Linked DNA regions of Homo sapiens: regions 2 and 3 are each linked to region 1. Evidence: read pairs that join two places in POLR2A ChIA-PET (ENCODE). Cell type or tissue: GM12878. All regions are shown on one strand. Links, peaks and the distances in the headings refer to the core of each region. The heading gives the core; the rest is flanking DNA.

Evidence for each region. ChIA-PET counts read pairs that join two places held together with the same protein. Peaks named below come from ENCODE experiments on the same cell type or tissue, not always from the same donor. Only the 100,000 strongest peaks of a DNase experiment are listed, where the experiment ranks them.
Region 2: POLR2A ChIA-PET joins it to region 1 with 6 read pairs; 4 of 35 experiments call an interaction of 5 or more read pairs at or near these places.
Region 3: POLR2A ChIA-PET joins it to region 1 with 6 read pairs; 2 of 35 experiments call an interaction of 5 or more read pairs at or near these places.

What each region holds. Positions count from the first base shown.
Region 1 is chr17:29,719,856-29,725,603 of GRCh38, reverse strand. The region is part of intron 3 of SSH2 (slingshot protein phosphatase 2); the gene reads left to right. Among named protein-coding and RNA genes, the nearest start is that of SSH2-AS1, 83 kb to the right of the region's middle. RefSeq lists a silencer at 1,828-1,927. In GM12878, for the core only: no CTCF peak of the experiment used is centred there; DNase peaks (open chromatin) are centred at 1,723, 2,270, 2,733 and 3,772; H3K4me3 peaks cover 1,110 bases; H3K27ac peaks cover 2,500 bases.
Region 2 is chr17:29,832,743-29,838,490 of GRCh38, reverse strand. The region is part of intron 2 of SSH2 (slingshot protein phosphatase 2); the gene reads left to right. It overlaps LOC124900390 (a long non-coding RNA gene), which reads left to right and starts at 2,688. Exons shown (of 2, transcript XR_007065694.1): 1 at 2,688-3,020. In GM12878, for the core only: no CTCF peak of the experiment used is centred there; no DNase peak of the experiment used is centred there.
Region 3 is chr17:29,322,837-29,328,584 of GRCh38, reverse strand. No RefSeq gene overlaps it. Among named protein-coding and RNA genes, the nearest start is that of NUFIP2, 32 kb to the right of the region's middle. In GM12878, for the core only: no CTCF peak of the experiment used is centred there; no DNase peak of the experiment used is centred there.

The DNA.
Region 1 (5,748 bases), core at 1,627-4,126:
TGTCCCTGCAAAGGACATAAACTCATTCTTTTTTATGGCTGCATAGTATTCCATGGTGTATATGTGCCACATTTTCTTTATCCAGTCTATCATTGATGGGCATTTGGGTTGGTTCCAAGTCTTTGCTATTGTAAATGTAGCTGCAGTAAACATACATGTGCATGTGGCATGTGTCTTTATAGTAGAATGATTTAGAATCTTTTGGGTATATACCCAGTAATGGGATTCCCTGGCTTTTTTTTTTTTTTTTTTTTTTGGAGACTGATTCTTGCTGTGTCGCCCAGGCTGGAGTGCAGTGGTGCAATCTTGGCTCACTGCAACCTCGGCGTCCTGGGTTCAAGCAATTCTCCTGCCTCAGCCTCCTGAGTAGCTGGGACTACAGGCACGCACCACCATGCCCGGCTAATTTTTTGTATTTTTAGTAGAGACGGGGTTTCACCATGTTAGCCAGAATGGTCTCGATCTCCTAACCTCGTGATCTGCCCGTCTTGGCCTCCCAGAGTGCTGGGATTACAGGCGTGAGCCACCGTGCCTGGCCGATTCCCTGGCTTTTATAAAAGTTCATTGCTGTATTCCAGTGCCTTGAATGGGACCTGCTACATAATAAGCTCTCAACAAATACCTGTTGAATGAAAATCTGTGATGTATTCTTGAAAAGTTTTCAAACCAAACTGAGTTTCAGAATCAACTAGAACACCTTCAGAAAAAATTAACGGCCAGGCACGGTGGTTCACACCTGTAATCCTAGCACTTTGGGAGGCCGAGGTGGGTGGATTGCCTGAACTCAAGAGTTTGAGACCAGCCTGGGCAACATGGTGAAACCTTGTCTCTACTAAAATACCAAAAATTAGCTGGGCATGGTGGCATGCGCCTGTAATCCCAGCTACTCGGGAGGCAGAGGCAGGAGAATTGCTAGAACCCGTGAGGTGGAGGTTGCAGTGAGCTGAGAATGCACCACTGCACTCCAGCCTGGGCAATGAGCGAGACTCTGTCTCTTTGAAAAAAAAAAAAAAAAAAAAAAAGATTTGGTAATCTGGGTCCTTAGAATAGGGTTTTGTTTTTTTTTTTTTTTTTTGAGACAGAGTTTTGCTCTTGTTGCCCAGGCTGGAGTGCAATGGCACAATCTTGGCTCACTGTAACCTCCGCCTCCCGGGTTCAAGTGATTCCCCTGCCTCAGCCTCCCAGGTAGCTGGGATTACAGGCATGTGCCACCACGCCCGGCTAATTTTGTATTTTTAGTAGAGATGGGGTTTCACCATGTTGGTCAGGCTGGTCTTGAACTCCCGACCTCAGGCCATCCACCCACCTCGGCCTCCCGAAGTGCTGGGATTACAGGTGTGAGCCACCCTGCCCGGCTAGAATAGGTTCTGACATCCACATTTTAAAACCTCAGTTAGATTATATGAGTACAGAAAGAATAGGCACCTTCCTCTGTTTTGCATGTATTACACCTTTGAGTTAAAATCTGTATCTAGTTGATTAAATTATAATTTGGTCTGTTGTAGCTTTTGCTGTCACCAACAGGAAAATGTGGGTCCTGTGAACTATGTGGAATTAACTGACTGAGAATTCAGGAAGAGGAGCTTATATAGGACCTAAGAGAGGCTACTGTGCCTGAACAAGAGATTTCCCACATCTTTTGTAGTCAGTTTGCCCAGAAGGTAGATGTATGGGAGTATCCCATACAATACACCCAACTTCTCAGAAAAGGGAAGTTCAAGACAGAACACCAGATAGAACTTTGCAAGTAAATTTTTCAAGTGGAAGAAGTTCCCCCTAGCATGAGGCCTGATTAAAGGCTGCAAACAAGAACAAATAAGGCCTTTCCTGTGGTTTGTATGACAAATGTGGGCTTTCTCACCTGCCAGAAGAGCTGCCCTACCCCCCACCCCAGAATCACTTTGGTCCTTTATAAAAATTGAAAACACAGAATAATATCATTAAAGAAAATTTTCAAAAAGAGAAAAAATTACCCACAATGTTAAGTTCCTTACTTAGGGCCATTTCCATTCCTGCCATGTTACCTTCCCGTTCTTCACATGTACCAGAGAAGAGGTTTTGTAATATCTTCCATACTTTCTTATCTTCCAAAGTGTTCTTGAGTCTTCAGCTTCCCTATTGCCATTTTCAGATCACATTCATTAAGCACTGTGTATATAGCGTTACACTGGGCACTATATAAAGCAGTGTGAATGGCAATTTCCCTTCATTGCCTTACATGCAAGAGCAAACAATATAGGCCTAGGAGTATTCATTTAACTAAACAGAAATAAAGTTAAACATATATCAAAGCAAGGCAGTAGAGCAGATGAACAACTGTATTGTCTTTGCTTTTACATGAGTTTTCTGTACATGATAAGCTTTTTTTTATTTGGAATTGGAAAATGAAGGGAGGTTTGGGGCCATTTGCATCTCACCCAGATTTTTATACAGTATATTGTACCATATCTCATCTCCCACAGAGATGGGATATCTTGCCCACAGAGATGGGATATCTTGCATAGAGCTAAGTAGTGCTACTGACAGAGAACCTCAGTCACTTAAGTGGAGACATATGGGCAGCTTAAGGTCTCCTTATTTGAGTAGTAGACATTGCCGATGGCAAAGCATTTTGGGAAGAGGGGTAGCTCATAAATGAGGAACTTAATCTAAGAAATTATTTGTTCTTCAGCCCTGTGGCTTCGGATTGTTGGTTTCTTCACGGTTCACTTTCTCTCAGGCTCCACCCCTCTCTCACTGCAGAGAACTTGTTGACAGCAGCTCTACTTTTTCCAGTCTTGCACAAAGGCAGATGTCTGAAAATTTAGCTTACGCAAACCATCTGTGTGCTTGACTCTGTTCCCACGGTGTGTTTTCCTGTACTGCCCCTCCCCACTTTTCGGTCCTTTTTAAAAACTGAAAACACAGTATAATAACATAATTTAAGAAAATTTTCAAAAAGAAAAAAATCACCCACAATATTACTATCCTTATTGATAGCTGTTTTCATTCCTGCCATGTTATCTTCCCGTGCATAGCTTTTTGCGTAATTGTGTCCTTTGTCTTAAGCAGAAGTTCAGATACTTTGTCATTTAGCCACTTCCCTGTTTTTCTCCTGGCATTATCTTTTGGTTTTTGGTCTTGAGTTACTCAAAGGACATTGCAGCTTATCAGTACTCCATCGATGAGTCCTTATTTTTATTTTCCTTTCTGACTTTTGAAACCCAAGTACTCTAGAGTATGGCTGAGATCCAACTTTTTAAAAGTAAGACATATAACATGTGTGAAGGATTTTTTTAATATTTAGAAACTGCTGTTGTAAATTACACTGACTTTTTTTTTTTTTTTTTTGAGATAATGTCCCGTTCTATTGCCCAGGCTGGAGTGCAGTGGCGCGATCTCGGCTCACTACAACCTCCACCTCCCGGGTTCAAGCAGTTCTCTGCCTCAGCCTCCCGAGTAGCTGGGATTACAGGTGCCGGCCACCATGCCCAGCTAATGTTTGTATTTTTAGTAGAGATGGGGTTTCACCATCTTGACTAGGCTGGTCTTGAACTCCTGACCTCGTGATCCACCCTCCTCAGCCTCCCAAAGTGCTGGGATTACAGGCGTGAGCCACTGCATCCGGCCTTACAAATTACATTGACTTTCAAGAAACATTACCCTGCCCACCCAAGGACAGTCTCATTTAGAAAAAAGACATGTCTATACTTTTCTGCCCTTTGTTGAGTTGCAAGCCTCATTTCTTCTAATACCTGACTAATCTTGTTAGTAATAGTGTTTCACTTGTAACTGGTCGTCTCCCTTTTCAGAGCTGTTATGTCTCACCCTTTGTCTTCTTAATGGTGAATAAGGACACATCCATGCCTCCTCATCATTTTCCCTTTCTTGTTTGACAAAAAGAACAAAATGGACCATGTTTCCTTGTTTTGGTAGAAAGTTTGTTATTGAATATCTTCAGCCACCTTCCTTTCAGAAACCGTAATCCCCAATACTTAGACATTTGAAGGGTTGGACCTGTGGTGTCTAGGGTCCCCTGATGACTTAGGAAGTCTGCAGGATTTACATACAGCTTTTCTAGCTGTCTTACTGTGTGAGAAAACAAAAGACCCTCAGAATTCTAGCTTTCCTTCCAATCATTGCAGAGAAATTTTGCCTTTAGTAGTAAAGCCGGTGGTTAAAAGTTTTTCCTTTTTCCCTTGTTTTCCTGGGTCCTGAGTTGCCACTGGGGTAGATTATAGGACCTAGCTCGACCAAAACCTAAAAGCAATCCAGGGAACAAGTGTAGGATTATACTGCAATGTCCGTTCTATGCTGGAGCAAATATATAATGAATCTTAACTTCTTTTCTCTGATACATTTAAAACACATATGAAAGTTAAATTTACTCTTGGATCATTTTGATTAGGTTATTTTCCTCTTTTTCTAAACCCTAACTAAAATGTTTGGAATTATTGTTATTTCACATCCCACTCTAGAGTACTGCAAAATACTACTGTGTGATCTCTTTGTCCCCAGCTCCCCAAGAGCTGTGGATCATTGCGTCTTCATAAATTTACTTTAAAATGTGCATTTAGTGAATTTGAACTGTTAAACATTGGATTGGACATCAAGAAAGCTTAATAAATTAAATTTGCAAGAAACCAGTAGAGTGAATTTTTCATCTGTAATGGTGTTACAATTCTGTAGTGATTCTGTAAGGGGAAAAGACTAGGAAACAGAGAACACTGGATGGGTGAAAAATTGTGAGGTAATTAAGGACAGTGACTTCTACTTGCTTTCTCTTTTCCCTTTTCTTTGACAGGTCCTTAAATTGTCATTTGGACTTTGCCTTTTGCTATTTTTTTCTCTTCCTCCTCCTGTTCCTCCTCCTCCATCATCGTTAATTTTTTTTTTTTAACAAAAGTTAACTGCTTTTGCAAGTGTCAGAACCTAACACTGGCAGCAGTGCCCCTCCTAGATTTCATTTGTGCATTAGTGCATGGCCCAAGGGATCTGTAATATGCATTTAAACAGTTACGAAAAGAAGAATTTGTCCAGGGACTTTAAAAAGTCAGGCAGTCCAGCGATAGTAGAGAAAACCAGGCAGTAGATTTAAAAGAGATTCAACATACTTTACCATGCCTTTCTCTGTTCCCCGTGGTTTAATATTTGGGAATTAGTAACTTTGAGGAACTTTTAAGAGGTCCTACTGGCAATATATTTTTTATGTTCAGCCTAGTAAGGTAGAAAACAACTATAGAAGAGATGGTTTGGTAAGGAAAATTGAGAAACTGTTGTTTTGCAGATGGAGTTCAGTTTTTGTGGCCAATTAATTTTGAGAGTTACTGGTAAGGTTGAAATAAAGTAGCACTGAACTGACTCAATTTTTTAAATAACAAAAAAATTCCTTGGTGTTCTAGTATTTGAGAATTCACTTTTAGAACCCTATTGGTACATTGGTGGATAACACTACAATGGGACTGTGGTGTCCTTGTTGTACAGAACAGGCAAAGAATTCAAAATGCTAGAGAGCCAGGGAGTGATGTTTTAAACAAAAACAACAAAACTTGAAAATAGGCCTGTAGGCCAGGTACAGTGGCTCATGCCTGTAATCCCAGCACTTTAGTAGGCCAAGGCAGGTGAATCACCTGAGGTCAGGAGTTCGAGACCACCCTGGCCAACATGGTGAAACCCCATCTCTACTAAAAAATTACAAAAATTAACTAGGCACAGTGGCAGGTGCCTGTAATCCCAGCTATTTGGGAGGCTGAGGCAGGAGAATCACTT
Region 2 (5,748 bases), core at 2,077-4,576, 110 kb before region 1:
TGCAGTCTGCGGGACCAGCAGCCTGGCCTCCATGCTTCAGGTCCTTCGTGGCTTGCAGGTGGGACTTCACCAGGGACTGACCATTGTCTGCCTAGGAGTCTGCCTGCTTCCTGCTTCCATTCATGGTGCCCAGGCTGTTCATGCCAAGGGGCACCTGCAGGCCAACACCAAGCTGCCCTTGGCCTGCCCCCTCAGCCTCCATCTCATGCTTGTCAGTGACCAAACCCAGTGTGTGGAGGGGACCAGGGTGCCAGGGGGCTGGCATGTCAGTGCTGCCTTGAGCATGCATACACGTGGCTGGGTTGCACCAGTGCCCAGGCTCAGCTTCAGCTTTGCTCCATGATCAGAGTGGGCACCAACAGCCAGGAGAAGCCAGACAGTGAGAGTAGGCACTTCCAAGCCTGCTGGGGAAGGAGGGACCTTCCTGGGCCCTCAAAAGTATAGAGATGCCTGGGTCTGCAGCCGAGGTTTGGGCAGCTGCAGCTATGCCTGGGAGGGCAGGGCTCCCGCCTGCTCCAGGCTCCCAAGAGCACAGGGGTGCCCAGGTTGCAGCCAGAGCTTGTGCAGCTGCAGTTGTGCCTGGGGAGCTCCCACCCTGCCAGCTTGCAAGGGGCAGGGCTTCTGCTTTTCCCCAGCTCCCCCCAGCTCCATGGAGTGCGCAGCCCTGGCCATGCCTCCTCTTTGCGTTTCCCTCACAGTGGCAGCGGGCAAGATGCAGGTGGCACAGTGGCCCCAGCCAACCCTGTGCAAACAAACCTGATGCTCCTGGGACCAGCCCTGCAAGTCTTGGCTGTGTCTTTGGCTGGGTTCTCACAGGCTCCTGGGATGTGGCAGGGAGCAAGATTGAGGCCACAGCAGAGGCTCTGGGCCTGGGAGAGTGGGTCCTGACCAGCCGTGCGAGGGTGGGGGTGGTGCAGTTGGCTGCCTCGGGGACATGGGCCACAGGGGTCCCACCGCCACCACTGCTGCTCCCATAGCTGCTCCTGCTGCCACCACCCATGCCTCCCCACTACAGCTGGCAGCTACAATGGATAGCCCACTGCTGCCACCAGTAAGATGGTATCTATCACTGGAAATTGGATATTACTGGGGTGTTTTATAGCCAGATTAATTTTTTCCTTTCTTTCCGTGAATTTCTAGAGTGCTGCCACTATTGTACTCAAGCACAATCTTTCTCAACCCTAGTTTGCTATCTAAGATGTCTATTTTCTTACTTTTTTTTTTTTTTTGAGACAGAGTCTCACTCTGTTGCGTCACCTAGGCTGGAGTGCAGTGGCATGATCTTGGCTCACTGCAACCTCTGCCTCCCAGGTTCAAGTGATTCTCCTGCCTCAGCCTCCCAAGTAGCTGGGACTACAGGTGCTTGCCACCACACCTGGCTAATTTTTGTATTTTTAGTAGAGAATGGGTTTCACTATGTTGGCCAGGCTGGTCTTGAACTCCTGACCTCAAGTGATCCGCCCTCCTCGGCCTCCCAAAGTGCTGAGATTATAGGCATGAGCCACCACGCCCAGCCTAAGATGTCTATTTTCTTAGTGCTGAATGTAAAGTCCTGGTGAAGCTGTAATTTCAAAGCTATTAGGCAAGAAGTGTTAACCTTGTAGAGAGCAATGGATGACCCCGGTTAAGACAAATGTCATGAGAGTTGTAAATTTAACAAATTCTTAATCTCAGTGGATCCTGTCTGCTGAGTCACTCCTAATGCCTTTTGTATATTTTCTGTAATCTCAACAGTGTGCTTTGGCAGTAGAAAAGCGGTAGTAATTTTTCCTCTCACTTTATAATTAGAAAAGTAGAGTTACAAAGGCCATGACTTGCTGTTAAAACCACAAATAACTGAAAAGATGGCTAACATTTCTTGAGCACTACCATGTGCCTGGTTAGTAAAAACAAATGTTAGTACGTACGTTATTTCACATTACATTTCTGATGTCAGTAGTATTTATCCCTGTTCTAGAAGAGATATTCTTGTTTTCTGAGTTTTGAGAAAACTGAGCTTATTTATTCCACAATTATTTAAGTCTACTCTGTGGCAGGCACAGAGCACTAGGCAATGGGTATTCAGTGATGAACAAAGCAAACTCTGCCCTTATGGAATTTACAGTCCATCGGGGAAGACACAATAAAAAACATAAATATTCAATTACAGAATATGATAATGTTATGAAAAATTCAAATGGAAAAACGATGATAAGATTTATCATTTAGATAAAGGATGTTCAAGAAGGGCCTCTCTAACGTGGTGATATATTTAAGGGATTTGCTTAGGATCACACATCTATTAAGTGATAAAGTTCAAGTCTGATTTCCAAGGCTATGCTCACCATGCCATTTTGCCTGTCAGATATGTACTTGGAATCCACCCCAGGGTTGTGACTCACATCTCTGGTCATATAAGCATTCATACCATGACACTGTACCAAATTTTCAGAAGAGGCATTATAAAATTTATAAATAATAAAATTATTAATAATAATAATTCTTTCAAAAGAAACCTGTCTCCTAAAATGCTTCCTTTTTTTTTTTTTTTTTGAGACGAAGTCTTGCTCTATCGCCCAGGCTGGAGTGCAGTGGCGTGATCTCAGCTCACTGCAAGCCCCGCCTCCTGGGTTCACGCCATTCTCCTGTGACTACAGTCGCCCACCACCACGCCTAGCTAATTTTTTTGTATTTTTAGTAGAGATAGGGTAAAATGTTTCTTTAAGGAGAGCCCAGGAGGCAGCAGGGACAAGGGAAAGAGAAGAAAGGGCTATAAACAGTATATGAATTTCAATAAATTATAGAGAGAGACACAGCTCCAAAGAAGCTGAAAATCTGCTCTAGCTGCACTAGGTGCATTTGCATGAGGAAGTGCCCTCCTATCATGCATGAGCTGGGGCTGGAAATTCCACTTTGGATCAACATCTTACTTCCTGGTCTTACTTGAACTGAATTTGCAGGGCCTGGTCCAGGAGCTGAGCAGAAGACTGCTCATGGAGGAACCTGACTACGAAGTGTCAGATGATGGTTAGATCCTTAAGGTATCTGGAAAGAATGTGGGTGAAAGGGAAACTGTTCTTGGGAAGGGAAAGGACCAATGTGAACAATGAAATACAACCTTGAATTTGAATGCTATGGTCTTCTTCTGAGTCCAGTGCAATGCCGTTTTGGCTAAGTTTTTTTTGTTGTTGTTTTTGTTTTAGGGTTTTCCAACAGAGTTCTTCTGAAATGCCCTTTGCTCCAAAAGAATCTGTCCACTTATTCTTTTTGCCCCAAAGAAATAACAGCAGTTCTTAGGCTAGTCAGATTCTGTAGAAGTGTGATGCAGTTTTTCTGATTCTGGATTATAAACCTGCTTAGATTTGAATAATGCCTAGTGGGAATTTCTGTTTGGAAAGGTTTCATATACCATAGTCATATATGCATCTTACCTGATGATTGGTTGTAAAGATTATAGATTGACTTGATCCTGGCAATCTGACATTTTAGTCAAGAGTTATAATAATGATCAAATGCTTTGACCCAGAAATCTAACTCTTGAATATTTCCTCTGAGGAAATTATATTTTTTAAAAAGGATATGTACTAAAATTTTAATGAATATTTTAGTAATGAGAGGAGGGAATGGTTAAGTAAACTATGGTAATATAGTGAAGCCATTAAAGTGAAAAACTTAATTAAAACTATATAGTTCCATGAGAAATTGTATAATTAATATTAAATGAATGGAAAAAAATTAAGTTGCCTCTCTACCTCACTCTGTGACAAAATATAGATGGATCTGAGAATTAAGTGTAAAAAATTTGACACCACAAGGAAGATCATGTAGGAGAATTTTTTTATAATCTTAGAGTAGGGAGGATCTTTTTATGACACAAAACCCAGAAACAATAAAAGAAAACATTGCTAAATTCAAGTACATAAAGTCAAAAAATCTACATTAAAAGATCTTATAAACAAAGTCAAAACCACAGGTTGGGAAAAAGACTTTCAACACATGACAAAGAGCTATTTTCTATAATACATAATGTGTTCTATAATATTTTTAGATTTTTAATATTTATGTATACATAGTAGGTATATATATTTATGGGATAAATGAGGTATTTTGATACTGGCATACAATGTGTAATAATCACACCAGGGTAAATGGGGTTTCAATCACGTCAAGCATTCATCATTTCTTTGTTACCTGCCAATTCAATGTGATATCAGACTTATTTTTATCTTTGCCTGTTTGAGAGGTAAAAACAATGTATTAGATATGAGAACTATTGAATATTTTTTTCAAATGTTGAGGAGCCATTTGTATATCTTTTTCTTCTGTGAAAGTCATTTAACTTCTTTTGTGTATTTTTCTATTGTGTTTCTGATATTTAAAAAATATTATATCAAGTTAATTTGTCATCAGTTTAAAATAACGGGTTACAAGATATTATTTGCAACCTTCATGGGTAACCTCAAAGCAAAAAACCTACAATAGATACACAAAAAACATAAAGCAAGACATTAAAACATAACATCAAAGAAAATAACTTTCAAAAAAGGGAGGGTAGGAAGGGAAGGAGGCAGGGAGGGAGGGAGGGAAGGAGGCAGGGAGGGAGGGAAGGAAGGAAGGGAGGGAGAGAGGGAGGGAGGGAAGGAGAAAGGGAGGGAGGGAGGGAAGGAGAAAGGGAGGGAGGGAAGGAAGGAAGGGAGGGAGAGAGGGAGGGAGGGAAGGAGAAAGGGAGGGAGGGAGGGAAGGAGAAAGGGAGGGAGGAAAGAAGGAAGGGAGGGAAGTAGGGAGGGAGGGAAGGAGGGAAAGAGAGGGAGGGAAGGAAGGGAGGGAGGGAGGAAGGAAAGAAGGAAGGAAGGAAGGAAGGAAGGAAAAAAAAACAGAAAACAAATAACAAAATGACAACAGTAAGTCCTTACTTATCAATATTAACATTGAATGTAAATGGACTAAACTCTGCAATCAAAAGACATAGAATAACCAAATAGAGAAAAAACAAGATCTAATGATCTGTTGCCTATAAGAAACACACTTCACCTATAAAGACACATATAGACTAAAGATAAAGGAATGGAAAAAGATATTCCATGCCAATGGAAACCAAAAAAGAGCAAGGGTAGCTATACTTATATCAGATAAAATAGATTTCAAGACAAAAACTATAGAGACAAAGAGGACTATTATATAATGATAAAGGAATTAATTCAGCAAGAGGATATAACAATTGTAAATATATATGCACCCAACATTGGAGCACTCAGATATATAAAGCAAATATTATTAGAGTGAAAGAGAGAGATGAACCCCAATACAATAATAGTTGGATACTTCATCATTCCACTTTCAATATTGGAAAGATCATCCAGACAGAAAATCAAAGAAACAGCAGACCTAATCTGCACTATAGACCAAATGGAACTAATAGATATTTACAGAACATTTCTTCCAATGGCTACAGAATACACATTTTTTCTCAGCATATGGAGCATTCTCAAGAACAGACCATATGTTAGACCACAAAACCAGTCTTAACAAAGTAAAAGAAAAAAATGGCTGGGCTCTGTGGCTTACACCTGTAATCCCAGCACTTTGGGAGGCCGAGGCAGGTGGATCACCTGAGGCCAGGAGTTCAAGACCAGCCTGGCCAACATGGTAAAACTCTGTCTCTACTAAAAACACAAAAATTATCTGGGTGTGGTGGTGCACACCTGTGATCCCAGCTGCTCGGGAGGCTGAGGCACAAGGATCGCTTGAACCTGGGGGAAGTTGCAGTGA
Region 3 (5,748 bases), core at 2,077-4,576, 400 kb after region 1:
GTTAGGGGAAGGAGGCATTTAAAAAGGAGAGGAGGAAGGGATGAGGCAGGCAGACAGATAGGAAGAGAAGAAGAAAGTGAGGGAATAAAAATAGTAGTACAAGGGAAGAAATAAGATACAATATTCACTTTTTTTTTAGTAGGCAGGGTCTTGCTATGTTGCCCAGATTGGACGTGAACTCCTGGGCTCAAGCAATCCTCCTGCCTTGGCCTTGGGACTTGAGTTGGGACTATAAGTGCATGCCACTGCTGGCTGGAGTATTTACTTTTTTTTTTTTTTTTTTTTTTTTTTGAGATGGAGTCTTGCTCTGTCACCCAGGCTGGAGTGCAGTCACTCGATCTCGGCTCACTGCAACCTCTGCCTCCAAGGTTCAAGCAATTCTCGTGCCTCAGCCTCCTGAGTAGCTGGGACTATAGGCGTGCGCCACCACGGCTTTGCTAATTTTTTATTTTTAGTAGAGATGGGGTTTTCCATGTTGGCCAGGCTGGTCTTGAACTCCTGATCTCAAGTGATCAACTCACCTCAGCCTCCCAAAGTGCTGAGATTACATGCCTGAGCCACTGCACCTGGCTAGGAGTATATACTTTTATCCTTGACTTCTAGGGCTAAAGGAGATGAACTTTTACTACCTACATTTTGCGAGTAAACCCAGAGTAGACTTTGCTACTAGCTGGTGACTGTTCTAACTCAGTGCTTTTTATTTATTTTTATTTTTGTTTATTTTTGAAACAGGGTCTTGCTCTATCACCCAGGCTGGAGTGCAGTGGCATGGTCATGGCTCACTGCAGCCTTGACCTCCTGGGCTCAATTTTTTTTTTTTTTTTTTTTTGTAGAGATGAGGTCTCCCTATATTGTCCAGGCTGGTCTCGAACTCCTGGGCTCAAGAGATCCTCCCACCTTGGCCTCTCAAAGTGCTGGCATTACACAGATGTGAGCCACCGCTCCCAGCCCTCAATCCTTTTCAAATTTTAATATGAAGATGAATCTCCTGGGAGGATCTTGTTAAATGCAGAGTCTGATTCAGTAGGTCTAGGGTGTGGGACGAGATTCCTTCCCTCCCTCCCTCCCTCCCTTCCTTCCTTCCTTGCCTCCCTCCCTCCCTCTCTCTCTCTCTCTCTCTCTCTTTCTTTCTTTCTTTTGACAGAGTCTTGCTCTATCGCCGAGGCTGGAGTGCAGTGGCACTACCTTGGCTCACTGCAACCTCTGCCTCCCGGGTTCAAGCAATTCTCCTGCCTCAGCCTCCCAAGTAGCTGGGATTACATGCGCATGCCACTACGCCCAGCTAATTTTTGTATTTTTAGTAGAGACGAGGTTTTACCATGTTGGCTAGGCTGGTCTGGAACTCCTGACCTCATGTGATCTGCTCGCCTCGGTTTCCCAAAGTGCTGGGATTACAGGTGTAAGCCACCGCGCCCGGTCATGTATTGCTGATAGGATCCCAGATGATACTGATGATACTGGTCTGTGGAGTAGCAAGGCTCTAGCTTAAGTGTTGTGATTTATTTAAATTTAAATGTATAAGAGACACTGTCTTAATGTGTTTGGGAAGCTACAGCAAAACACCTGATACTGGGTAATTTATAAAAAACAGAAATTTATTACTCACAGTTCTAGAGGCTTCCTAGCCCAAGATCAAGATGCCAGCAGATTTGACATCTGGCAAGGGGCCCTGTTCCTCAGAAATGGCACCTTCTATATGTCCTCACACAGCAGAAGGGCAAAAAACTCCCTCAGGCCTCCTTTATAAGGGCACTAATTCCATTCTCAAGGGCTCTGTCATTTGTGTTTTTTTTAGAGACAGGGTCTCACTCTGTTGCCCAGGCTGGAGTGCAGTGGTGCAATCAGCTCATTGCAGCCTCAAACTCCTGGGATCAAGTGATCCTCCCACCTTAGCCTCCTAAGTACCTGGGACTACAAGTATGAGCCACCTTGCCTGGTTAATTTTTTAAAATTTGTATTTATTTATTTATTTATTTATTTATTTATTTATTCCCAATAGAGTCCTGCTTCATTACCCAGGCTAGAGTGCAGGGGCGTGATCATGGCTCACTGTAGCCTCAACCTCTTGAATTGAAGCAATTCTCCTGCCTCAGCCTTCTGAGTAGCTGAAACTATATGTGTACACGACCATGCCTGGCTAATTTTTGTATTTTTTTGTAGACACAGGGTTTTGTCACGTTGCCCAGGCTGGTCCCAAACTCCTGGGCTCAAGCAATTCATCTGCCTGAGCCCCCCAAAGTGCTAGGACTACAGGCATGAGCCACTGCGTTGGGCCTAATTTTTTTGCTTTTTAGATACAGAGTCTTGCTATGTTGCCCAGCTCATCTTGAACTCCCAGCCTCAAGCCATCTTCCCACCTCAGCCTCCTGAGTCACTGGGATTATAGGCATGAGTAACCACACCCAGCCCCACCTCTTAATACCATGACCTTAGGGGTAGCATTTCCACATATACTTTTTTTTTTTTTTTTTGGGATAGAGTCTTTCTCTGTTGCCTAGGCTGGAGTGCAGTGGCGATCTCGGTTCATTGCAACCTCTGCCTCCCAGGTTCAAGTGATTCTCATGCCTCAACCTCCTGAGTAGCTGAGACTACAGATGCACACCACCATGCCTGGCTACTTTTTGTATTTTTTAGTAGAGATGGGGTTTCACCATGTTGGCCAGGGTGGTCTCGAACTCCTGACTTCAAGTGATCCGCCTGCCTCAGCCTCCCAAAGTGCTGGGACTACAGGCATGAGCCACCGTGCTGAGCCTCAACATACGAATTTTGAGAGGACACATATGTTCAGACTATAGCAGATATATATCCTTTAGCTCATATACGGTCTGGGAGCAGCAACAACCCAATATCAATGAGCACACCAAGTGCCCTTATCTTGGTTTCTGTTTTTTTGTTTTTGTTTTTGTTTTGTAGGTTTCGCCATGTTACTCAGGCTGGCCTTCAACTTCTGGACTCAAGCGATTCACCCACCTCGGCCTCCCAGAGGGCTGAGATTACAGGTGTGAGCCGCACTGCCCAGCCGATATCTTGGTTTCTATATGGTACTCTGTTAAAAGATTTCAAGGATGCTGGGAAATACAGCTTATTCCAGGTCTGGGATATGAAAAGTACAAGATAAGCTTGGAACAATATATTGTGCCAAAATAAGATAGTATTCAAAGAATAATGGGAGCATGTCAAACAACACAGAAGCTAGCTCTATGGGATTAAATTCGGGACAATAAGAGCATCAAAATAAATAATATAGTAATGAATTATATAAAATAGGAATCTGGGCGCGGTGGCTCACGCCTGTAATCCCAACACTTTGTGGGGCTGAGGCGGGCAGATCTCTTGAGATCAGGAGTTCAAGACCAGCCTGGCTGATATGGTGAAACCCCATCTCTACTAAAAATACAAAAAATTAGCCTGGTGTGGTGGTGTGCACCAGTAGTCCCAGCTACTTGGGAGGCTGAGACACGAGAATCCCTTGAGCCCAGGGGCAAAGCCTGCAGTGAGCTGAGATCGTGCCACTGCACTTTAGCCTGGGAGACAGAGTGAGACTCTGTCTCAAAACAAACAGACAAACCCACAAAAAACCAGCCAGGAAATATTGTGGACGCTAAAACTAGTGAGTGAAAATTTGATGAGGAACAGAATATTTGTATAGTCTCAAAATACTTCCCCTCAAAATACTTCATAATTTCAAAGTGAAAAAGTAACTTTACAGTGGAGAAACCTGGCAGATACCACCTTAATCAAGTGATCAAAGTTGACATTACCACTAACAGGACAAATTGAAATTGTGCACCACCTGATAGGATGTAATGAGAAAAACACAGCATCACTTCTGTGATAATCTTGCCAAAAATAAATTACTTGACTCTATTCATGAAGAATCATCAGACAAACCTGAGGAATATTCTACCAAATAATTGGCCTGTAATCTTCAAAAGTGTAAGATATTGAAAGTCAAGGAAAGATTGAGGAACTACTGTTTCAGATAAAAGGACACAACTAAATGCAACATACGATCTTGGGTTGAATGCTATAGCTACAAAGGGCATTAAAGGGACAATGATGGTAGTAATGTATCAGTGTTAATTTGCTGATTTTGATAATTGTATTGTGGTTATGTAGGAGAATATTTATATTTGTAGGAATTACACTCTAATTACATACTGTATTTGTGGGTAATGGGACATAATGTTGTCAACTTTCATCCAAGTAAATTGGGGAGAAAGTTATTTATAGTATTCTTATAAAAAAAGTAAACTTGTGATGTTGAATATATGACTCATTAAAGAGCACCATTATTAATCAATGACATCTATAATGTGTATAGGATATTAGTACCCATGCAGTATATTTTCTTTCTTTCTTTTTTTTTTGAGATGGAGTCTTGCTCTGTCACCCAGGCTGGAGTGCAGTGGTGTGATCTTGGCTCACCGCAACCTCTGCCCCCTGGGTTCAAGAGATTCCCCTGTCTTAGCCTCCCAAGTAGCTGGGACTACAGGCATGTGCCACCACACCTGACTCATTTTTGTATTTGCAGTAGAGATGGGATATCATCATGTTGACCAACTTGGTTTCGAGCTCCTGACCTAAAGTGATCTGCCCCACCTTGGCCTCCAAAAGTGCTGGGATTACAGGCATGAGCCACTGCACTGGGCAGTATGATAGACACTTGCTGTTTGCCTACCCAACTATTGTTCCCTCCTCCTTTTTTTTTTTTTTTTTCCTTGGGATGGAGTCTCGCTCTGTAGCCCAGGCTGGAGTGCAGTGGCACGATCTCGGCTCACTACAACCTCTGCCTCCCTTGTTCAAGCAACACTCCTGCCTCAGCCTCCCCAGTAGCTGAGACTACAGGCGCGTGCCACCACGGCTGGCTAATTTTTTGTATTTTTAGTAGAGACGGGGCTTTACCATGTTAGCCAGGATGGTTTCGATCTCCTGATTTCATGATCTGCCCTCCTTGGCCTCCCAAAGTGCTGGGATTACAGGTGTGAGCCACCATGGCCAGCCCCCTCCTCCCATTTTTTTCTTTCTAACAGAATCCCAGTTTTATTAAGATACAGATATCTGGGTCCTCCCTATCGCTAAGAGGTGAATTTTCATTGGTCTAAGCCAGTCAAGGTTTAGGCATGAGCATGTGACATAATTACGGCTAATGATATATAAAAACAGTTCTGCTGGCGGGAGTGAGAATGTCTTTGAGGAAAGATTTTTCATGCTAGTAATAAGACACCTACAGAATGAAATGATTCTTCTTCTATTTGTTTTTCTTTTTCTTTCTTTTCTTTTTTTTTGGGGGGGACGGAGTTTTGCTCTTGTTGCCTAGGCTGGAGTACAATGATGCAATCTTGGCTCCCTGTAACCTCCGACTCCCAGGTTCAAGAGATTATCCTGTCTCAGCGTCCTAAGTAGCTGGGAGTACAGGCATGCATCACTATGCCTGCCTTTTCATATTTTTAGTAGAGACAGGGTTTCACCACATTGGCCAGGCTGGCCTCGAACTTCTGATGTCAAGTGATCCGCCTGCCTCAGCCTCCCAAAGTGTTGAGATTACAGGCGTGAGCCACTGCACCCAGCCTGAGCCTCAATTTTTTAATCCATTAAATGGTAATTCTGATGGCACCTACTTCATTGGGTAACTGTGAGAATCAAGAAAGAAAGAAATAGAAAATTACTTATATAGCATCTAAGATCTCTTTTGGAAGCTCTTATTAAATAGTAGGAACGTAATACTAAAGTATCACCCACTTATCA